Regions from separate parts of the Mus musculus genome. Here all the other regions are linked to region 3. A link is a loop called in an ENCODE intact Hi-C map of the cell type or tissue named here. Cell type or tissue: heart. All regions are shown on one strand.

Evidence for each region. Peaks named below come from ENCODE experiments on the same cell type or tissue, not always from the same donor. Only the 100,000 strongest peaks of a DNase experiment are listed, where the experiment ranks them.
Region 1: it touches region 3 in a loop (2.8-fold over the local background); 3 of 42 quality-filtered maps call a loop at or near these places.
Region 2: it touches region 3 in a loop (4-fold over the local background); 17 of 42 quality-filtered maps call a loop at or near these places.

The regions. Positions count from the first base shown.
Region 1 is chr6:142,811,474-142,819,473 of GRCm38, reverse strand. Gm7457 (predicted gene 7457) reads right to left here and starts at 5,243. Exons shown (of 7, transcript NR_045707.1): 1 at 4,925-5,243; 2 at 4,732-4,797; 3 at 3,883-4,007. In heart, a CTCF peak has its summit at 4,644 (motif pointing right); no DNase peak of the experiment used is centred here; H3K4me3 peaks cover 451 bases; H3K27ac peaks cover 223 bases.
Region 2 is chr6:142,353,710-142,361,709 of GRCm38, reverse strand. Pyroxd1 (pyridine nucleotide-disulphide oxidoreductase domain 1) reads right to left here. Exons shown (of 12, transcript NM_183165.3): 6 at 6,925-7,085; 7 at 5,127-5,227; 8 at 4,198-4,330; 9 at 3,199-3,311; 10 at 2,552-2,674; 11 at 714-851. Recql (RecQ protein-like) reads left to right here. Exons shown (of 15, transcript NM_023042.3): 15 at 1-334. Among named protein-coding and RNA genes, the nearest start is that of Pyroxd1, 12 kb to the right of the region's middle. In heart, no CTCF peak of the experiment used is centred here; no DNase peak of the experiment used is centred here.
Region 3 is chr6:142,515,530-142,523,529 of GRCm38, reverse strand. It overlaps Gm38919 (a long non-coding RNA gene), which reads right to left and starts at 5,343. Exons shown (of 3, transcript XR_869567.1): 1 at 5,314-5,343; 2 at 4,622-4,726; 3 at 3,999-4,119. It overlaps Gm46979 (a long non-coding RNA gene), which reads right to left and starts at 2,350. Exons shown (of 5, transcript XR_001785405.1): 1 at 1,668-2,350; 2 at 996-1,128. In heart, a CTCF peak has its summit at 4,209 (motif pointing right); a DNase peak (open chromatin) is centred at 1,619; H3K27me3 peaks cover 311 bases.

The DNA.
Region 1 (8,000 bases), 300 kb before region 3:
GAGGTGGACTGGGAGACTTTTGCTATCAGTCTCCTCCTGGTGGCTAAGAAACCTGAGGGCTGTCTCTATTTCAGAGGTTAACCCTCACCTTAGCTTTTGCTGGCTGAGCAAATCATAAGAATCATAAGAATAATCCTAAGAAGCAGGTTATCCCTGCTCCCTGTCCGTGAGTCCAGCCAGGCACAGCCACGGTACCTGAGATCGCCACAGGGCTGCCTAATGTCCTGTCTGTTTTGTCAGCAGCTCTCACAAAGGAGAAGGCTGGGATGGTGACATCAGTTTCTAAAGCAGTCTTGAGATGTCCCCAGGGCTCTTCTCCATAGGCTCAGATACCTGAGGCAGATGTTTATTTTGTCTTCCTTTTCTATCATCACTATTTCCATTAACACCTACACATAATTTCTGGCATCATCAGCAGAGACACTGTAGGGCCATGACCAGATAAGGCCCCCTGATGCAGCATAGCCCACGAACATCAACATGGCTCCTGGCTACGGCAGAGATCACAGACATCCTATGGCTCTCAGTGGTGGCACAGTGTCAGGACACCAACAAGGACCTTTGCAGTAAGAGACCTTTGTGTGCAGTCAGAGCACAGACCCAAACATGGCCCTTAAGCAGTAGTATAAGACTGGCTTTGACGTCACCATGGACGTGAGTGGTAATGGAGGCTACTCACATTGGTGTGGGACCTGCAGCAGCATTGCTCACAGACATCAAAGCAGACCTGGCTGCAGTAAGGCCACGGATCCAGACATACCCGTCTGTGGCAGCACAGACCTGGCCCTCTCCATGGCCTTAAGCGGTAGCACAGCCTACAAACATCATCATGGCTTCAGGCCGAAGCACAGACTATCTCCATTGCTCCCAACTCTCTGTCACCCATTTTCTCTTATGGTTTTCGGTGAGGCCACAGCCAGCAACACAAATCAGGCTACTTTAAGGCTATGGACCCAGGCATGGCCCTCAACAGCAGCTGAGCCCTTGTCCTCACTACCGTCTCATGTGGCAGCACAGCCCACTCACATCAGTATGGCCCCCGGGGTCAGCATGGCCCACGGACATGAACATGGACTTAATAAGCCATGGTACAAGTCATGAATATCCGTATGTCGCAGGCAAGAGAAAACACGCACAGTTCACGGACATCAACCTGGACCTCAGTCAAATCAGAGCCACTGACCTACACATGACCTTTAGCAGAATCTCGGGACATGGTCCTTTGAGAAGATCTATCCTATTTCAGGCCTCCACCCTGCTAAGATTTAGGGTGATCCTGTGTGCAGGCAGCTTGTTCGGAGACAATCTGCGTGTGCTTAAGCTCTTGGCTGCTGCCTCCCATCCAGCCGACTCCATTGCTACTGTGCAACATCTCCTTGACTTCATTGGCCATTGACATGATCCACCATCAACCTCCACCCTCTCATGCTTGTCACCGCTGTCACATCCCCAGTTTCACCACTCTTTGTCACCACTTCTGCCTCCCATCATCTCCACTTCCGCCTCTCTCCACAGTACGCACACCCTTTGGCTCCTCCGTTCTCTCTGTGGTGCCTACCTGTTTGGGATGGAGAGCCGCCTGTGCCCGCTCTTTGCAGATGGGCAAAATCAGTTTGGAGGGACCAAACACTCCTGTATATTTCAATGGTTAAGGAGCACTTTGGTTTCAAGACAGGGTCTCGTGTAGCCCAGGCTGTCCTCAATCTCACTGTGTAGCTAAGGATGTCCTTAAACTTCTGATGCTCCTGTTCTCCGTGTCTATTTTACCATCCACTGGCAATCAAACCTAGGGCCTTGTGCCTGCTAGGCAAGCACTCATTGAACTGAGTTACATCCCCAGCCGGGGGTGGGGGTGGGGGTGGGGGTGGGGGCAGGGTATTAAGTTTCCTTGAGAGCTGGGCTGGGGAATAACAAAACCAAATTGTTCCCGAGTACAAAGCAGGTGTGAGTGGACAGAGATGCACAGTAGGAAGTGTGTGGGAACTAACATCTTGAGAAGTTGAAGCCCATCTGACCAGATGTGGTGAAGGTTTGCGGACATGACCAACTTTTCCTGATTGGATGTTTGGGTTACATTCAAAATGTTTAGAAGTGTGGCTCTCTGTACGTGGTGGTTTTCTGTGTAATATCTTTTTAATTAAGATTTTAAGATTTTTTTTTATGATCCACTAATCAGTTGAAGGCCATCTAGGCTGGTCCCATCATCCCTGTAGTGTGACCATTGACGGGCTATCCGTCCTCTGATGTAAGGTGTGGGGTCTTTGGAGTGTGCGTCCAGAACTAATTATAACATGGCAGTTCTATACTGACTTCCGCCATGGCTATGCCATTTTCTACTCCACCTACAGTGGTTCAGGGTCTCCATTTTCCTAACCCTTCCCCGAATTTGTAGTTGTTCTTCTGTCCGGAGTAAGATGAACTCTCAAAGGATTCTAACTTGCTTCTCTCCGCTTACTAAGGGTGCTGGGTGCTTTTTGGAGTCTTTGTTAGCCATTCCTGTTTCTTTCTTTCGTTTTGTCTTCAGTCCTAGAAACCATTTGTAACCCGTTCATTTGCTCTCTTGATGTTTAACATGTAGCATTTTACAACCAGATCGGGAGCCCCACTGCCCCTACGGTGCACCCCTATTTTAAAGTCTGAATCCAGCCAGGTTGGGTGGTGCAAGCGTGTGACCCCAGCACTTCAGAGACATTCTTCAGGGCCAGACAGATCTATAGCAGGCCAGCAAGACCTGCCTTAGGCTGAGTAAAAATTAAACAAGGACCGAGTGTTAAGTGACAGATGAGCTTTTTTGTTCAGGTGTGTTGTTTTCCTTGGCTTAGCCCTTCCCGAGGATGGTAGGTTTCTGAGAAGGCAGGTTTCTGAGAGCTTTCAATCTGCCTCTCCTTAGACAAGCTTGGGACCTGGAAAGCTGCTGACTGAGGCTCTTGCTGCCCTTGAAGGCTCAAACCCGGGTTCTGAGCCGAAGGTCACCGCAGGGCTGGCCAGGGTTGACAAGGTGCCTTGGATGAGCATTTCCTTGTCCTTTAACATTGAATGCACGTGAACGTGAACCGCAGCATAAGTCGAACTGTGTGGTGCAGAAGGAAAAGCTGCCCCACCCGTTGACATTTATAGGCAGAGGCAGTTTTGAAAGGAGTTTCATTTTTAAAATACCATGTGGCTTTAGATTAAATGGAGGAAGATAATTGCTGGTCACTGGCAGTCAGACATATTTTCATAGCAATAGGCTGAGTTATAGAGCTGGTGCCCATAATTGTATTCTTAATGCCTTTACTGTCATCAATGTGACTGAGAAATCTCTGTCTAGATTTTATCATCTCTCCAAATTAATCACCTACCACTAGAGAGAGAGAGAGAGAGAGAGAGAGAGAGAGAGAGAGAGAGAGAGAGAGAGCTGTATAAACATATTAAAAAGGCACTGGCAACATGGGCTAGGGGATGGTGGTTCAGTCAGTAAAGTGCTGGCCTCGCAACCACAGGGACCCAAGTTCGATCCCCAGCACCCATATACCATGCAGAGCACTGTGCTGTGTTCCTGTGATCACCAAGGAGGGAGAGACAAGAGTATCCCTGGAGGAGCCTTCCAGCCTAGCCTAATGTGAGCTCCAAGACAAAGAGAGAAGAGTTCTTAAAGGAGCTGGGTGGTGCTCTCAGGATGACCCTTGAATTGTCCTCTGAGCTCTGTACACATCTGTATGCCCACACACCCACATACACATAGCCACACCCACATACACACATTAGAACAAGAAGGCACTGACAGATGGACATCTTGGCAGTCTTCCATGACAAGTGCACAGTTACACCAATCCCCTGTTACTAGATTTAAAAGCGTTTATTCAGTGGGACTGTCACAAGGCTGTCATACTCTTCCCTCACCTTTAGTGGCACTTCTGAGTCCATGACAAACTGCATCTGAACGCATCTCTCTAGGAACCCGGCCACCATCAGCTCTTCTTCTCGGGTTGTACAATTTGATTGTTTTTCACTGTAGACAGTGCATTCTGCAAAATATAACAAATTTATACTAATTTATGCCCTTTCATATCATCCCCCTGCCTCTTTGTATGGATAACGGTCTATAACTTTATACATGGACATATAAAATTATTAATATTTAAAGATCGTGAAATGGCTTAAATGTAACAACAACCACAAAACAGAACAACAGCAACGATAAAAAACAAAACAACAACAACAAAACCAACCAAATAAATGTCCACAACTCAACCGACGTGCATCCTAGATGCCTCTAACCAAGTTTTTCTGACTGTAGGAAGTGGCCACTTTGCCCATAGACATATCTAAGGAATAAGAAGTGAGGCAGCAATTGCAGGCGGCAATTCGAATTCAGAAATGTCAAAACATGAAAAGGGTCTATTTTAGAATCAATAAAATGCTTTTATCCTCCATTACTGGAGTGAAGCAAAAGCATTTGTGAAGAGACCTTGCCAAACAAGAGAGCTGCCATCAAGGAAAATGACTGTGCCTGCGCCTGCTGCCGTCCTTTCTTCTGCCAGTCAACCTTAGCGACAGGAGGGAAAAGATCTTAAATAAAAGGGCCCAGTCAGACAAGGTTTCCTTGACAATAAGTTCAAAATCACGTTAACCTGAGCGTCTTTAGACATAAACCGGACACTAGGGGGCGCCAGCACACAAGGTGCTAGATGAGAATATCGACAAACCGTTTGCTTGTTTTTACAATCTGTTCTCTGGATAAGTACTTACGCGCCACGACTTCTCTGGGGACTGTAAAGATGATTCGATCCTGAACTCGGCCTTGAAGATCTCTCCCTGTAGTGAGAGCCACCAAGCATCAGTGTGCAAGTGAGAGTAAAGGAAAACGGCAGGAGATTAGGAAAGAGGTGGAAAGGATTGCCGAAGCAGAACAGGGCTGAACCTGATGGCGTAAGCTACTCACTTCAGCACCAAGCATGCTGAGACGGGAGGACTGTGAGCTTGAGGCTAGCCTGTGCAAATGGAAAAAAAAATATATATATATATTGTCTGGTTCATCAAGTCAAGTTTCTTTTGCTAGCTAGGGAAAACATTTTAAAATCTGCTCAGTAACGGGTTCTGCATTCCTGAAGAACCTTCCCGATTGACTTTGTGGGAGGGGTAAGAACAGAGGTACGGGGCTCCTTGAGGGAGGATCCACAGGCATCTGTGAGTCCAAAGACCAAATAGCACTGTGTGACTCTGTTAAAACAAGCCCTGATGGAGCCGAGCCCTGATCCAATACCCACCATGCCCGCAGAGCATTGATCCGCAGAGCAACTGTTGATCAAGGTACACAAGGCTCCGAAGGAGACCAATCTGTCAAACTAAAGAGAAATATCAAAGTCCAGGTGTAAAAGTTTCCCGGACTGCACACACGGTCCTCACAGCACATGCCTCAGAACCAACAGCTAAGAAGGAAATAAAGCCCTGGGAGAAAAGCCAGTCAGGCTCGGTTTGTTTTTTGAAACGGAACATTTCTATGGCTCAGAGAAAATGACACAATAAAAGGCTGGGGATGGGGTGAGGGCTGCAGGGGAGAAGGAACAGGGAAAATGGAGGAGCCTACAGGGGCAGCCAGAGATGGGTAAGGAGTAACTAGTAAAAATGAAACAAAAAGAACCAACATCCAGGTGGTGGCCTACGCCTGAAATCTCAGCGCCTGTGATTTGGAGGCAGGGAGCAGGAGTTTGAGGCCACCCCTGGCTATATGAGACCCTGACCTAGAAAAGCAAAGACAGAAAGAGAAGAAAAAAATACCTCACACCATAATGGCATGTTTCCAATAACCTTTACAACAATTAGAAAGCCACAAATTAAATCGCTCATTAAAAAGGCTTACAAAAATGTATAAGGCATCTCTCAGATCATTTCAATAAAAATTTATGTTTAAGACCTCATTGTGTTGAACACACAAATTCATTCCCTCCCTCCCTCCCTCCCTCTCTCCCTCCCTCCCTCCCTCCCTCCCTCCCTCCCTCCTTCCCTCCCTCCCTCTGTCCCTCTGGATTGTTGGGTTCTAAATATTTAAATATTTTAACAACCCCATTCAGGTATAATTGGTATACAATAGATTATACATATTTAACACATATATATAACTGACATCTGTGCGTTCCCATGAACCCTCTGCAATCAATACACGTCAGTCAATCAAACCCAGGTTCCTCTTTCCCCTCGAATTGCTCCATTGTTCCATCTTGCCAATCCATCCCCCTCCCACCCCCAGACACAGCTGTAACTTTGTATAAATCAATGAAAGGATGGCGGCCTTGAGCTGTGTTGTCTTTTCCACCCAGCAGCATGGGTTTGAGGACTCTGCCCATGGGAGAATGGACCACTGCACTGTCTTTTCCATAGCTGGGCTGATTTCATCAAAAGAATGTGTCACACAATGCAATGCCCACCATGCTTACTCTGGAGTGTTTCCTTGTCCCTTTTGGGCGACTACACACCAAAGGGCTGTGAACATTGGTGGGTGTGAAAGTTGGAGTGTCCTTGGGCAGCACCCAGCATGGGATGGCTGCAGGGGAAATTGTGTGGCCGTCAGGACGGAGCTACGCTGCTATACAGCGCTGGGCCCACCACTGGCACCTGTGCACACACTAGTTCCTCCAAATTCTCAGAAAAACTCATGAGTGTTGATCTTCTCAAGTCTCATCAATTATCTTTAGTAATTTACTCTTGGCTGCTTAAGAAAAAGCAGTTTTGTCATTAATGTCTAAAGTCTTATACTGTTTTTAATTTTGCATATATTTAACCTATTTGTGTTTGAGACAGATTCTCCTGTATCCACGATTTTCCTCTGTCTTGTTATGTAGCCAAGGATGACTATGAATTTCTGATCCCCCGGCCTCCACTTTCTGAGTACCAGGCATGCACTATCGCAGCTGGTTTCTGCTGGGCTGGGGACTGACCCCCCAGTGTGCTCGACCAACGCAGCCCTCTTTCTGTTTGTCCAGACTGCCTCCGGGAACTAGATCTCTCTTCCATGAAGGCACATAGCTTTCTGTGGCAGCACCCAGGTCACGGTGTGTTCTAGAGAAAGGCATGGAAGGGTATTCTTTGAGCGCCTGCAGGTTCAGAATCCCAAGTGGAACTTCAGAAAAACTTTAATCTCTGCTCCCCTTTGCAATCCGGCTGGGGCCTCCGATGACGACGTCTGTGCCTCTGTCACCATCCATGTGATTGCTTTAAGATTCCTTCTACCCAAAAGACGCTCCATCATACCACAAGGACACTTGCTCAACTGTGTTCATAGCAGCTTCATTCGTAATAGCCAGAAACTGGAAACAACCCAGATGTCCCTCGACTGAAGAACAGATAAAGGTAGTTTGTTACATTTACACAACGGAGTATTACTCGGCCACTAGACACAGTGACATCAGGAAATTTTCAGACAAATGAATAGAACTAGAAAATGCCATCCTGAGTGAGGTAACCCAGACCCAGAAAGACTCGCATGGTATGTACTCACTTATAAGTGCATATTAGCTACGAAGTACAGGATACCCATGCAACAATCCACAGATCCAAAGAAACTAAATAAGGAGGAGGGCATAAAGGAGGATGTTTGAATCTCACTCAGAAGGGGAAATAAAGGGCATTTGTCATCAGGGTCAAATGGAGGAAGGGAGCTGGGTGGGAGAGGGGAGGGGGGAATCAGGTGTAGGGAGAGTTGGGGGGAGGACTGGAAGAGAACATTGAAATCAGTGAGAGGCATCTCTGGCTTTGGAGACCTGCAAAGGTCGGGGTACCTGGGAAACTATGGGGGTGACCTTAGCTGAGACTCCCAGCAGCAGGGAATATAGAGCCTGAAGTGACAACCTACTGTAGCCATGCAAGACTTCTAGTGGAGGGGGACATCAACCCACCCACAAAACCTTTAACCCAAATTTTGCCCTGCCAACAAGATACACAGGGATAACGATGGAGCAGAGATTGAGGGAACAGCCAACCAATGACTGGACCAACTTAAGACCCATCCCATGGGAGAGAGC
Region 2 (8,000 bases), 160 kb after region 3:
CTACCCCAAATAACATAATGTCCAAATTATCTAGGTCATGTTAATTTAGACAGAAAAAACTACAGTTATATAGTGGGAGGGGTCCAATGAAAGCATTTAAATGGCATGAATATACTCTGTAGATAATACTGCCACATAGCCTACAGTCATATTAAATGTCAGTGACTATATTCATTATTAATATTTTAACATAAAAAGTAGAAAATGTATGTGGATGAAGTCTTTATGAATGATAGATCTGTATCATGAACGAGCACACACAAAATGAACCCACATTTTCCTGGAATCATGGCTTAAAAATTTAATAAAGAATTGAGACTTGTTGGCACTTCTGGAAAGAGGAGACCTATCTTAGAATGAAGAGAACTGAAAAAGGTAAATATGTGTCAGAGCTCTTGGCTCCTTAATGATGTGTGTGTGTGTGTGTGTACATGTGTGTGTGTGTATACGTGTGTGCTTGTGCCATGGGTGTATAGGTGCCCAGGGAGGTTAGACGAGGGTGTTAGATCCTCTGGAGTCAGGTGGCTATGCACTCTCTAAAGTGGGAACAGGGATCTGAACTCAGGTCCTCTCAGTTTAGCAATAATCACTGAGCCATCTTTCCAGTCCTGAAATGTCATTTTTGACATCACTAAAACTGTAACTATTTGAAAAAAGAGCCATAGTTGGCATACTTCAAGCCAAAAGGATGTCCATTCCCTTGACCATCTTACCTTATAGTTAAAAAACTTTGTGACATGAGCAAACAGTTCAAAGCTGAAATCCATGTCAATAGGATGTCCCATGCTAGCTGCGGCCATGCACTTGGCTGCATAATACCCCATCTGCCGGGCCTGTGTCCACAACCTCATCTGAAATGGTAGGAAATGGTATCTGGTTATCATCTGAATGTGAGTGCGCTCGCAGGGCACATTCGTGAGCAGGGATATGGGCACATGCAAGCCACGGTGCATGCCACGGTGCATGAATGAAGTTAGTCGATGCCCTGAGTCCTTGCCTTCCACTCAGTTTGAGGTGGGGTCTATGTTGTTGTTTTTCCATTGAGTACTCTGGCTTAGCTAGGGACTGGCTCACTAGGGACTCCCACCTCACAGTATGAGTACTGGTTATAGTAGCTTGTGCTGAGTCCAGCTTTTACATGTGTTCAGGGAACTCAAAGCTCTGGTCTCATACTTCTGTGACAAGAGCTTTTATATCCACTTTAACTACTTCCTCTGCACTAAAGTTTCCATCTTATAAATTCCCTTAAGTGTACTTCCAGTGAGTTTGCCCCAGCCAGTGTTATCTTTAATGGTCACAAGTGAACCCCAGTTAAGATGGTATTTGTTAATTCTAAGTTAGTGCCTCAAACATGAAAGGATAATACCCAGGTGTATACTTGAATATAATTTCAACTAATATGGTGAAGCATTTTAGGTGTTAGGAGGTGGAACAAAATGTCCTCAGTCCCTGCTCCCAAGTCTATCCTTTACTCAGGCCTTTGCTCCTTAGAGCTCCTCAGAGTCTCTGAGCTGACTCTGGTCAGACAGACACAGGTGGACGTTAGGCTCAGTGCCTAACTTCTTTATGACAGTGCTTGTCTCTCCTTTATTCTGTTTTCATTACATTTTACAGAGGTTTTTTTTTTACTCTCCTGATTTAAGACAGAAATAGTAGGAGTGGGAGTGACAGAAGAGTAAACTACTAATAAAGTGTTTACATATTTAACTTTTCTCAGCTTCAGGTTCTTCACCTGAAATAAACACTACCTCTGCCCCGGGGCGATTGGGAGGACAGGCTGGCTTTAAACGATGAGTTCCTTCTGTGTGGAGGGTGTACCTAGCGTTGACCTCGTGTACACCTCCCAGCTGCGGGCATGAGCTCTGGGCATGTCCAGAAGAGTGCTCACTTTACTCAGGCTCTGCTCTAGACCAGGCAGAGCATAGCACAGCCGCAGGACCTCAGAAGAGTCTGCAGAGCCACAGCACTGGAACTACCTAGCGGGCCTGTGTGACCTGACACTGCGGCCGGATACGTCTCCAGAACTCACACTGGAGAGCTGAGAGACCAACTTTTGAAAGGATCACAAACACTTCATAATATTTAACTAAGTTCAAAGCTTTATACCAGGCTACATTCATAGCTATCCTGGATACAAGCCTGTTGGCTATGGGCTGGACACATCTGACAGAGTTCACTGAGCCTGCAACTCCTTTAGTCTGCATTGTGCGTGATGTAAAGCAAATTGGGATGTGAAACCAGGAGATTTGGAATAAGGGGTATCTTTATTTTGAGCTGTTCCCCACCCCCCCATCAAATTATAAAGATGTAATTGCTCTGGAGGGGTTAAGCAAAAGAGAAAGGTTAACGCCCACAACTTTATAAATTAAAAACATTTCAGTCTACTGTAATACTGTGTGACTTTAACGTGGGATTCTAGCTACTCATCAGAAATTGGCTCCAGTGGCTTCAATTTAAAGTAGAAAAGCTGCCACAGACAGCTGGACTCATCGGTAGCCAGTGCTGTATTTCTCATGGACTAACAGACACACAGTTACACGTGCAGGCTCACCTGCTGCCAGACTGGACTCGGCTGCCAGCACGCAGTGCAGATGTCTCCAGCAGCATAGATATCAGGAAGTGACGTGCGCATCTGGTCATCCACTCTCAGGCCGCCATCTTCTCCTAGAGCAAACTGAGCAGCTTTTCATTAGTATAAGGATGACAAGGTCAGAGCGTGACTTTTCACTAGTGAGCAAGTCGGGCCTGTACGTGCTGATGGATGCCAAGCTCTGTCAGAAAGGTAAAGGAGCTGCGGAGTGCACACCCCTGGCCAGACTCCTACTGAACAGATCCAAATGTCCCAGAATCTCAACCTCAGAAACACCCAACAGTCAGTGTGTACCCAGCCCCAATCAGCAGAACATCCTTTAAGACTTGAAAAGCTAAATGCTAATATAACAGTCTGTAAGCTTTACTCTTGGGAACGCTTACAGGTTAGTCTGTCACCAACCTTTAGATAAACAAACTGGAAGCTATGGCTCCAGATGGTCTTAAGCGGATGTTAACTGCTGGACGCTAAGTAGAAGAGAATACTGTAAATCACGTGTTGCTGCCATCTTGGGTTACAGCTAATACTAAAATGATGGCTGTTTGAAACCTAGACACGATAAAGATGAGGACTATAAGAAATAGGCAAGTGGAAAGAATTCACCTTACATTGTTTCTATGAAGAAAAGGGTGTACGTTTGGGGTGACTCCTGTAGCGCTGACAAGGAAATCACAGCCGTATATTGTCCCATTGGTCAGTTCCACATACACAGGCCACATTTCTTTAAAGAAAAGAAAAAGGTTCTCAAGTGTCATCTGTAGCAGTTATCCACAGCGTCATGTGAATGTTACAGGAACGGCGAGAAGACAGACGGCTTCAGAAGGAAGGCCACTTTATTTTCTGAAGGTCCATTGGCCGAGACAACTGAGCGCAATGGCAGTCTTGTACCTGGCAGCTTCAAGAGCACGGTACTCTAAAGGAGACTAAGCACGATCACTTTCTAAACTACCTGTGAAACAGTTTGATTAACACTTCATGTCACTCAGTGCTTAATCCTCTTTTTTTCTTTTTCTTCCTTTATCAATGATTTATTTTATGATATGAGTACACTGTTGCTGCCTTCAGACACACCAGACAAGAGCATCAGATCCCATTACAGATGGTTGTGAGCCACCGTGTGGAAGAGCAGTCTCTCAACTGCTGAGCTACCTCTCCAGCCCACCTACTTTTTCTTGTTGATGTTTTTCCTCACTGTTCAGACTCCCTGTGAACTCTACCATCTCCTTTTGTACAAACAGCTGGAAGACAACAGGACATGAGCTGCCTGACGGCAGAGTTGATTATTCACAGGACGGCGTGTGGAGGATCCCACAGCTCACACGTGCTGTACAGGAAGTCTGGGGATCTGCACTTAGTCCCAAACACACAGGCTTTTTAATGAAGAAGGCATGGTACTTATGAAAGCTGTTTTGTTTTGATCTGTGAAATACTGACTGACTGGGTTGGGTTATGATGGTCCAAATCCTACCAAAGATTTGACAAGTAAAATGGAAAGTTGCATAACATGGAATTAGTGAAATGAGGGCCTGTAGTTAGGCCAAATTTTATATGAAATTGAGCAGTTTAAAATATAGCAAGACTAACTTAAGTAATAACTTTCCTTTTACCTTTATCAGCTGTAACTGACTTATGGTGGTCCTTTGGAAAAGCCAAGGACTTTTTCTTCATAATCTTAAATTCCTCTTCAAGGTAGATTTTCTTTACTTCACATCTGGTTTCAATGTGAACACTGTGAGAAAACTGGAAGCAAAATAACTACTGGTCAGCAGGCTTCAGACGGTGCCTGTGTAGACAGGGACAGGCAGAGCTTCCCGGGAAGCCTCTCAGGCTGAGGGCAACAGGGGGAGCAGGAGCCACCCACCCAGCACGGGAAGGCCAAGCGAATGGCGAGTGAAGGGGCCTGGAAGTGATATCTGCAGAGCTTCAGTGTGGTCCCCCTGGCCGTGTGCTCTATCAGAAGGGAGCAATGAGGAAACAGCAGGCAGCCGTGTTTGCTGAAGGACTCTTAAAACCTTCAGGAGATGTTAAAGTGCAATCTTAGGAGACCCAAGAATCCAGGAGCAGTGATTTCATGTCATTCCTATCCCCAGTTAGATATCATTTAGCCAGCTCCCCTCCCACCCACTTAAACCTGGAAGTTTCAAAATAAATACACATATTTGTATTCCTGCAATATCTGAATGATGGCTTTTTTTGTAACCTAAAACATTAAAGTGTATGTCGAGATAAGAGATAGCAAGTCATCTGCTTATTCAGTTAGAAATATGACGTACATGTTAGCCTCCACCTAACAACCCTTGTAAGAGCAGTGGAGCATCTAAGTGACTTTAGCAGACGACAGAGAACTGCGGTTATCCCTGTATCTGTATGTCGGTGTCTCCAGATGAACAGCTGTCTTAGCCAGTTTTCATATTTGCTGTTTTGGGTGGTCAACTGGTACAGTGGCTTTGAAGACCTTTCCTGCACGGTATGCTTTAAGTCAAGTGACCCAGGAGTTTGGCGTTTGGACAGGTTTCGCTGGTTTATGGAAACCTACCTCTTCAGTTCCTTTCAAAGCCAAGCCTCCGTGCCAGTCTGGTCCAAGGGCACTGCCCACATAATCAGCTTTAGATTTGGTTCTGGTTTCCTTCTTTGCTTCTAAGAAATGAATACAGGTGATTTGAAAACTGCTAGGTAAAGAATCTCTGAACCCTTTGTGCAGTGTCTTGAATCTCACATGCAGGCACACAGCAAGGTGGCACTGTTGCATGCAGGCACGCAGCATGGCGGCACTTGCATGCAGGCACACACCATGGTGGCACTGTCACTCTATTAGCGGCTTTCTTCATTGAGTGCCTAGGACACAGCCGCTGAGCGGGTAACCGTGCACCCACACACTGTCTGTAAGCACCCAGTGTGTCTTCTCAGTCTACTTGCTAATTTAATGAGTACACAAATTAGCTATTAGATTTTGAATTCTGTCAATTTGTATTGTCTCCAAAATTTAGAAAATTCATTTTGAATTTTATAAGCCAAAAACTTCTTGGAAGATTATTAAAATTAAATTACTAAGTATTGTCCTTAGTGGATTTTGTAGAAAATAGTCATGGACAATGCTCAATTGTAGCAACGGTTTTGCAAATGGGCCAATTATTTAAAATTCACACACACACACACACACACACACACACACACACACACACACACACACACATTATTTTTTTTTTTGGTTTTTCGAGACAGGGTTTCCCTGTATAGCCCTGGCTGTCCTGGAACTCACTTTGTAGACCAGGCTGGCCTCGAACTCAGAAATCCGCCTGTCTCTGCCTCCCGAGTGCTGGGATTAAAGGTGTGTGTTATTTTCTATTTTTAATTAACTTCAAAGAAAGTTGCTCAAATTTTGTTTTGTTTTGCTTTTGAGATTGGGTCTTACTCTGTAGCCTTGGCTAGCTTAGAACTCAGAGAGGCCACTGCTTGTGTTCTGTGATTAAAGGTGCATGCCACCATACCCTTTTATAATTAACAACAAAAAAAAAATATGTGCGGGTGTTTTATCTGCATGTATCTGTCCAGCACTTGTGTTCCTGGTTCCCTCAAAGGCCGAGACAGGGTGCTGTGTCCCTTGGGACTAGAGTTGCAGATGTGGTGGGCTTCTATGTGGGTACTGGGAATCAGCTTTGGGTCTTCTGAAAGGTCAGTAGTTACACTGACCCATCTCTCAGTCCCTATGTATTTTCTTTCTTTTCTTTTCTTTTAATTAATTAATTAATTAATTAATTAATTAATTAATTTTACACTCCATATTTTATTCCCGTCCCCTCCACCTTCCACCACCCACGCTCTCCACATGGATGTCCCCACCTCCCACCCCATCTGACCTCTAAACTCCCTGGGGCCTCCAGTCTCTTGAGGGTTAGGTGCATCATCTCTGAATGAACATAGACCAGGAAGTCCTCTACTGTATATGTGTGTTGGGGGCTCATATCAGCTGGTGTGTGCTGCCTGTTTGGTGGTCCAGTGTTTGTGAGATCTCGGGGGTCCAGATTAATTGAGACTGCTGGTCCTCCTACAGGGTTGCCCTTCTCCTCAGCTTCTTTCAGCCTTCCCTAATTCAACAACAGGGGTCAGCAGCTTCTGTCCATTGGTTGGGTGCAAATATCTGCATCTAACTCTTTCAGCTGCTTGTTGGGTCTTCCGGAGTAAGCCCTATGTATTTTCTAATCTGAACATTTCATATAAAGATGAAGAAATAAATACTCACATTCCTGCCTCCTGAATACTTTTTTACTGAATTTTCTTACAGTTTAAAAATCCAGTTTTTCATCTGAATGAAATGAGCCAGATACTGTACTTACCTTCAACTGTATATATAGTTCTTTTATGTGCAATTTTAGCCTCTGATTTTTCAGACATGAGCTTGGAAGTCAGAAACTCTGCTGCACCCGCGTCAAAGAATGTATTCCCAATGGCGTTATCCTTTATGGCCCAAACTACTTCACAGCCTTCAATTTCATACCTAGGAGGAATGGTACAGTCTCCTGTAGGAAAGCCAAGGAGAAACCCTGAACGCCTGCTATGTGCAGCGGAGGTGACGGACGCGGACTGCACAGAGCAGTGGAGCTCACTTTAGGGGCAGTGAGCGTTAGACTAGGATGAATACTAAAGCAGGCTGGTCCACTTTACTGAATACATCCAGTGATGGCATGGGCTGTGTATCACAATGGCTGTCAGTTTGGTGTTCAGCGAACACCAACACCACTCCATCGTGCTTCCACAGTTCGAGGGGTAGGCAGCACTTTATCCCGCTGCAAAGAGAACAGTGACAGTAGCTGGATGGGAACGACCTGACAGGACTGAAACGCTGCTTCACCCCTGGCTCTTGTAGCTGCTCGTGTAAGAAAGCTGGAAGGAGATTCGCAGGCTAACATCTTCATGCAGTTCTAACGAACTGTCAGCTGCTTTAAATTCTCAGTATTTACTAAACTTGAAATTTCTCTCTCTCTCTCTTTTGGTTTTTCGAGACAGAGTTTCTCTGTATAGTCCTGGCTGTACTGGAACTCACTTTGTAGACCAGGCTGGCCTCAAACTCAAAAATCCACCTGCCTCTGCCTCCTGAGTGCTGGGATTAAAGGCGTGCACCACCACGCCTGGCTTTTGAAATTTCTTAAGATGAAAATATTTTGTATTAATGTGTTCTCATTTCTTCAAACCACAGATTAAGACATAAGAATAACACACACCCTAACCAGCACAACAAACTGGGCTTTGCCAGCTAGACAGGTGATGTAGAAGCAGTGACTAGAAATTGCTAAAGGCACACACGTGCCGATCATTGAACCGTGGTCCCTTGTAGAACACATCATGAGACCCGCCCAGGTCAAACACATTCTGGACCTGCCATGTTTAGGGAGATATCTCTGCAGGTCGGGCT
Region 3 (8,000 bases):
ACACAGAAGTCATTCTCCACCCATCGGCCTCTGCTCTCAGCATCCCATGTGGGCAGCCTTATTTTTTAGTGTTCAGAAAAATGAGAGATGAGAGATCATCACTTTATTTAATAGTTGGCAAATCTCAACTAACCCATATCCACCTAGGGTCAGAGAGAGAAGGAACCAGTTTCAGAAACGGGTTCAGTCTCCCTGGCTCTGTTCTTGGTAATTAAATATACTCTTTGTCCCTAACTGTTACATCAGCCTGCTTTAAGGTGCACACGTGTACAAGCATGCACGCACACACACACACACACACACACACACACACACACACACACACACACATTCAGCTTATAGAACAGACACCAGCATGAGGCATAATGGAACTGTGGTGGCTAGACTAATAAATGTTCCTTGTAGTAATAATGAAATATCCATGAAATGAAATCTCCAAAATAAAAAGAAAGAAGAAAAAAATCCAAAACTGTAGCATAAGGTGACCTCACTTGTTGAAGCCAAGTGTGAAGGGAAATGATTTGAACATGGACTTGTCATTCTCTAAACTGTCCATGAGTCTTTAGGAAATATTCTACAACTCTATTTTTTATGTCTTTGGCTTTTCCATAATAAAAAAGAAAACGCGAATTTTTACAGTAAACCAAGCAGTAGCCATACCTACGGGTCTACGCCCACCTCTCCAGTCTCATCCATCCCAGCACTTTGCTAATCCGAGCTCAGGCTGTGGCTACATTTGTCTTCTCTGAGCACAGTAAGTTCTTTGTCCAGAGACAAGGGGAGAGGATCAGTATCTGAGGGTAGTGTGGCAGGAAGTTTCCCCAAATGTATGAAAGCATCAGACATGAAAGGACGCTGTTGTTTTCTGTGTCTGTTTTCTACTCAGTGCAGCACGCCCACCTTGGTCCATGGCGATCTGATGCCCCAAAGTCAATCTAAATTCACAGCTGACCCCCTGTGGTTGGGCACTTCAACTGAGAAAACCTCAGACACACCGTGAATGATGCCCTCCTGTGTGGGTGACCCTAGACACCAGCAGTAGCAAGGCTGCAGCAGGATTGATGGAGGGCAAGGCCAGCAGAGAGTCTCGGTGGTTACCCAAATGCACTATGTTCTCAAATAGTTTTACTGCAAGACAAATAGAAACAGACATACAGACATGGTGACTAGATGTAACAAAACGATGGCTTGCAGAGAGAACCATCTGAGAAATTTGCAGATGGGGGTGAAAGAACAGAGAAAACTGCAAGCCAGGGTGTTTTATGTCCTCAGGTGTTCCTACATAGGGACACACACACACAGACACACAAACATATATATACACTTACACAGACACACAGTCACAGACATACAAACACACACACACACACGTGTGTGCACACACATACATATGCACACACACACAGATACACACACACATGTGTGCACACACATACACATGCACACACACATAGATACACACATACAGATGCGCACACAGATACACGCCAATACACACAAACGCAGACACACAGATACACACAGAGACACACACAGACAGACATGCACACACGGCCCACTGTAGAAGTGTGGCCTTAAGCAGGACAAGACAAAGGACACATTGCACATGTACTGCTGAGTGCTGAGTCATGAAGATGTTTGTAAGGCTTTGTCCCCGTTCTCCTCACCTTGGCAAGAATCGACGGTCCCTAGACCCCAGAATAGCTCCACATGTGACTCCCAGCTGACTGGGACGCAGACCGCACCTGGCATGGTGAGCATGGAGCATTCCCAAAAAAGTGATGACCCAGAATCCATCGTCCTGCCAGAATCAGGTCAGAGGAACTTAAGGGGAGAAATCTGCCGCCTGAAACATCTTTATGGTATGAGAAGTACCTTTGTATGGTAGCTTGAATTGTATACAGCATTGAAAGGCATTGTCGTCCATGGTTAAGAATCAGATGAGTGTTGGGCTTGGAGCTCAGTGGGAAAGCGCTTGCCTAGTGTGTAGTGAGGCTCTCAGCATCCCTCCAAAATGTCCCAACATAAACCTCTGTCTGTCTCTCTGACACTATGCTAATCAGAGAGTGAGTTATTCTGAGCCTATGCCTGGGAGATCAGTGAGTGAAGTCTCTTAGCCAACAGAGAAGCAAACATAAGTCTATCAAGTGGCGTGGCCCAGCCCACATCTCAGACTGAAGCGTGTGGCCCAGGAGTCGATTTTACTGCGATGTTCACCTGTTATTTTTTTAATTTAGTACTGTTGCCCAGGGATGTGCTGATAAAATGCCTCAATTCAAAACTGAATTCTATCCTAGCAAAATGTTTGTTTCCCAGAGTAGTCTGAATGTAACCTCCAAATAAATAATAAAGAGCTAATTTTATTGTAAGGAGTTGATCTGGAATGAAGAATACAAAATGGCTTTATTCACCCTGTTTCTGTAAGAGTCAAGCAGCAGGGAATGACTTTTTGAAATGTATTTGTTTTGTATTTGTGGCGGTGTTTTGTCTGTGTTTGTGTACATGAGCACATCTGGTGCCTGTGGAGGCCCGAGGAGGGCATTAGACGCCCTAAAACTGGAGTTACAGATGGTTGGAAGCTTCTAAGGCGCTGGGAATTGAACCTGGTTCCTCTGGCAGAGCATCCAGCCCTCCTAACCCCTGAGCTATCTCCCCATCCCCATTCTGTTTTTCTCGACTCACAGATCACCATAGCTCTACTCTTCTATGAAGACATGCTGTTACAGAACTGAACAGGCCTCACGTTAAAAAACCCATGGTTGGCTAACATCTACTTACCATTGAGTGCATACCATGAATGTCCTTTGAGGTCTGGGTTACCTCATTCAGGATGGTATTTTCTAGTTCCATCCATTTGCCTGAAAATTTTATGATGTCCTTGTTCTTAACGGCTGATAGTATTCCATGATACAACTCACAGACTGGAGGAAGCTTAACAAGAAGAGAAGCCCAAGTGTGGGTACCTGAAACCCACTTAGAACGGGAGCAAAATAATCATGGGAGGCAGAGTGAAGGAGGAAACTGGGTGGGAGAGGGGAAGGGAAAAGGTGGGGGCAGGGTCAGGTATGGGGAGAGACAGGAGGGATGTCCAGAGGGCCAGGAGAATGGATGGAATTATGCAGCAGTGGGGGCGAGGGGGCAGGGAAAACCTCTAGAAAGTCCCAGAGACCTGGGATATGAGAGGCTACCAGGACTCAATGGGGATGACCTTACCCGAAATGCCCAACAGTGGGAAGATGGAACCTGAAGAGACCACCTCCAGTAGATAGACAGGGCAGAGCCCCCAGTTGAGGCAGGGGGGCTTACCAACCCATTTTCAAAATTTTTAACTCAGAATTGTTCCTGTCTAAAGGAAATGCAGGGTCAAAAATGGAACAGAGACTGAAAGAAAGGCCGCTCAGCGACTGGCCTAATTTGGGATCCATTCCATGCATGCAGACCAAATCCTGACACTATTCCTGAGGCCATATTGTGCGTGCAGACAGGAGCCTGGCATCGCTGTCCTTGAAGAGGCTCTATCAGCAACTGACTGAGACAAATGCAAATACTTATTGCTAACCATTGAGGTCAGGGGCAATGTGGAAGACTTGGAGGAAGGACTGAAGGAGCTGAAGGGGATCAAAACCCCTTATGAAAAACAACAGTGTCAACTAACTGGACCCCTCAGAGCTCCCAGAGGCTAAGCCAAAAACCAAGGAGCATACATGGTTTAGTTCATGGCCAGCCCCTGGCACATGTGTAGCAGAGGACTGCCTTTTCTGGCCTCTGTGGGAGAAGATGTGCTTAAGTGGAAATTTGATGCCCCAGGGAAGAGGGATGCTGGTGGGGATGAGGTGGGGTGGGTAGACAGGTCGGAGAGCACCTTCTCAGAGGCGGGACGGGGAGGGAGATGGGTGAAGAACTCAGAGAGGGGGACCAGGAAGGGGGGCAACTTTTGGAATGTAACTAAATAATATAATAATAATAATAATAATAATAATAATAATAATAATACGAACCCATGATTATGCACCCCCCACGTGGTTGGTTTCAAACCATGATAGAAGGTTGGTGAAGAGCAGGGTTGTAGTCCCGGGGGTAGAGCGAATACCCAGCATGCCCTTGGTTAGATTTCCTGTACTGCACAATAAGAGCAGGAAGAAAGGGGGAAAGAAAAAGAGTTGTGTAGGGAGCGCTAGTTTAAATTGTGTGCAGGTCTACAGAACTTCCAGCAGGTGGCAGTGTTTACAAATATTATGATGCCACAAAGTCACCACAGCTAATTTCCAAATAGAGGTGTCCAAGAAGGGGATTTGGTTCTCGGTTGAGCCCAGAGCCATCCCTCAGATGCGCCCTTCACTGCCACCAAACAAGAGCCTTTAAGCTTTGGCTAAAGCTGCCTTTCCGGCTACTGTACCATTGTCTTTGGAATGTGCTGTGTCACCATTTGCAGATAATTTTTTCCTGTGGGGCTGCCCTACAAATCACAGATCAAGAATACTGGCTTTAGTAAGTGACAATGAGTTTGATTAACCTTATTTGAGAAATTTTATGTAAGATCTTTGAACTATGTTTTAAGTTCTGGTCTGCCTCCCTTCTCCCATACAGGGTTCCCTGTAGCCCAGGCTGGTCTCAGACTCACTACGTAGCCAAGGATGGCATGGAGCTTCAACTTCTGATCCTCCTGCCTCCACTTCTCCAAGGCTGGAGTTGAAGGTGTATCCACCATTCTTGGTTTAATGCGGTGCTAGGACAAGAACCCAAGATTTGGTACATTAGAGGTGGACACTCTACCAACTGAGCTATGATGCACTCCACGCCTCAAATACTGTTTCTTTCCCGATATTTGTACATGGTAAGTTTCAGAGCACTGTTTGCCTAGTGTTAGCTAGATCAACAGTGTTTTGGGCATGCATAAACACAGGACTAGCTTCTATTGACATGCACACAAGTGACCACAATGCTCATGGTGGACCTGTTACCTAGCAACAAATGAGTACCCATCACACTTCTTAAAAGATAAGGCCTCATGCAAACCATTTAACCATATCCTTACCTCGGCTGAACAGTAGGAAATCATCTGAGTTCATGGCTCCCATTCTCACCTCCATACCATAACCTTGGCCTCCCCATTTAATCTTCCTGTTTTCAAGCCCTCACAGGACCAAGAGCCTCCCCTCTCATTGATGCCAGACAAGGCCACCCTCTGCTACATATGCAGCCGGATCCATGGGTCCCTCCATGTGTACTCTGGTTGATGGTTTAGTTCCTGGGAGCTCTGGGGGTCAGGGGTCTGGCTGGTTATATTGTTGTTTTTTCTATGGGGTTGCAAACCTCTTCAGCTCCTTCAGTCCTTCCCCTAATTCCTCCACTGGGGTCCCCGTGCTCAGTCCAGGAGGCTGGCTTTGCAAGCATCTGCATCTGTATCCATAAGGCTCTGGCAGAGCCTCTCAGGAGACAGCTATTGTACAAAGTAGTCACTGAGATTGGTCCTCTCCTGTCTTCATCTTCCCATCTTCCCAGTGCATCTCAGAACTCCTGAAAAAGATATTTTCAGAATTAGATTCTGTATATGTAAGTCCTGCCCTTATTTCCCTCAATTATAGAGCTGTTTTGGTATTTATTTGTTCCCTGATTTGGGAATCCTGGGGATTAAACCCAGGGCCTCTGCAAACTAAGCATCAACTCTACCACAGAGCTACACTCACAGACTACATTCAGATCCTATATACTCAGAGTCATCCGAGGTCCTTGGAGCATCTTTAAAGTATTATCTATCGCTTATGTTCAGCCACTTTAGAATTCCTGTGCCTTTTAAAACAGAACTCCTTCCAAAGACGGGTATAACAGTTATATCTGTTACACCTCCCTCCCACCCCCCACCCCCTACCCCCAGGGTTTCATGTGCCTGAGCTGGCTTTGACCTCACTCTGCAGCCATGGACAATCTTGCACCACTGATCCTCCTGACTCTCCTTCTTAAATAGGTGCTGGGATTACAGCTATGTAACAGCAGATCAGTTTATGAATCAAACCCAGGGCTTCCAACATGCGGAGCAAGCTTGTTACCACCTGAGCTACAGCTCAACCCCATTTTTGCTACTCTTTTTGAAAGCTAGTGTGACGTATTTAGTGTGTTGATACATGGTTGCAAGTATGCAGATCACGGGTGTAGGATACCACAGAGTCTCACACAGCAAACATCGTCTACAGATAAAACTCATCTCCAGAGAATGAGCCTTGCTGGACAGCCCGTTGTGACCAACTTTCATCAGAACGCCCGCCATCCTGGCTTCTTACAGCAGCCATCCACATGTACTTTAAAAATGGTTACTCAGAGTGTAACTATTAGTTACTTTTCTACTACGTGATGAAACATCAGGACCAAGACAGCTGATGGAAGGAAGGATGTATCCATCCTCATCACAGTGGGAGGGATCATAGCAGGCAGCAGGCAGCAGGCAGCAGGCAGCAGGCACAGCACTGAAAGCAACATCTGAACAGGAAGCAGAGTGAGCGAACTCACATTAGCCAGAGTCTTAAGGTATAAATAACATCAATTAATGAGGTGCTCATTCTTATCATTTGCCTCCAATAAGCCATTCCTCTTCCTCCTTTCCTGTGTGTGCATCATGTTAGTAAACCCCAGTTCTCCTCTAAGGAAAGGTTCAGTAACTCTCCCCCATTCACAAACAAACCTTAATCGTGAAAATGGCAATGGAACAAATGACATGAATGACATGAGGGAAATGAAACTCTGACCTAACCTGTCCAGCACCATCTTCTTCCTCAGGGTTACTCGGGCACTTTTAAAGGATGCTAACAGGCTGGCTGTGTACAAGCCACATCTGACTGCCCGTGAAAAGGTCTGGGAAATGTTTGAACTTCTGGGGTTCTCCTGGTCTAGTGCGAGGACAGAGAGTAGTGACCCACACCTGTAGCCGCAGCCCGTGGAAGGTGAAACTCAGAATCCGAATCCGAATCACATCCCTGACTACATGGTGAGTTCAAGACCAGACAAGGCTGCAAGAGACCTCATCTAAAACACAACAGAGGGTTTCCCTGGGCCCATATAGCTCTGTGACCACAAAGCCAAGGATGGGATGGATTAATGCAGTATCTACTGGGTATAATCTGCCCCCAGAGAGACCTAAACAATCAGGAGCCTCCAGAAATGTATTCAGATGGGTGAAATGAGGTTCCCTCTGTCCGTCCGCTGATGGCCAGTGTCTGGGAATGGCTGGACTGTGTGTCTAAGAGCTCACACAGCACAATCAGTTATACAGAACTCTCTGCATCTTGAGTGTATGTGCACATGTGTGTGAGAGAGGGCAGGGGAGCCCTGATGACATGGCTGCATTCCCTTTGTTTAAAAAAGGCACACATGTGTAGAAGTCAGGGAGGTGAGCAAGGTCAGTTGCAGTACTTCAGGGGGTATGAACTTAGGCGTGTAAAGATAAGCTACATCCCAGTGTTAGTTGGGAAGGTCCAGGGAATGGTCCTGATCAAAGCCTAAGTCTTTGTCAGTACTTCATATTTAATAAAGCTTGCTATGAATTTGGAAAAAAAGTGATAAGCTACATCTTTCAGGAAATATGGAACACTGGAATACAAGAAGACATTCCTTAGTTTAAGCAAGTATACACACACACATGCACACACTTCCACATACACACTGGCACATGCACACATATACATGCACATGCTTGCACATACATACACATATGGGCACACACTTGCACATGCACACACACATATGCACACACTGGTACATACACACACACATGCACACACTTGCACATGCATACACATACATGCACACACTTGCACATACACACATGCACACACTTGTACATGCACACACACATAGGCACACACGTGCATGCACACACGATCTGCGATCTGTACCTCAAGTCACCCTTGGCTTCCCTGCCTGTGCTCTGCCCTTTTAGCCTGGCTCATGCCCGCCATTCAGGATTCTGTTTGTGTGGGGAGCGGGTGTGGTGGCAGTCCCAAAGGCGC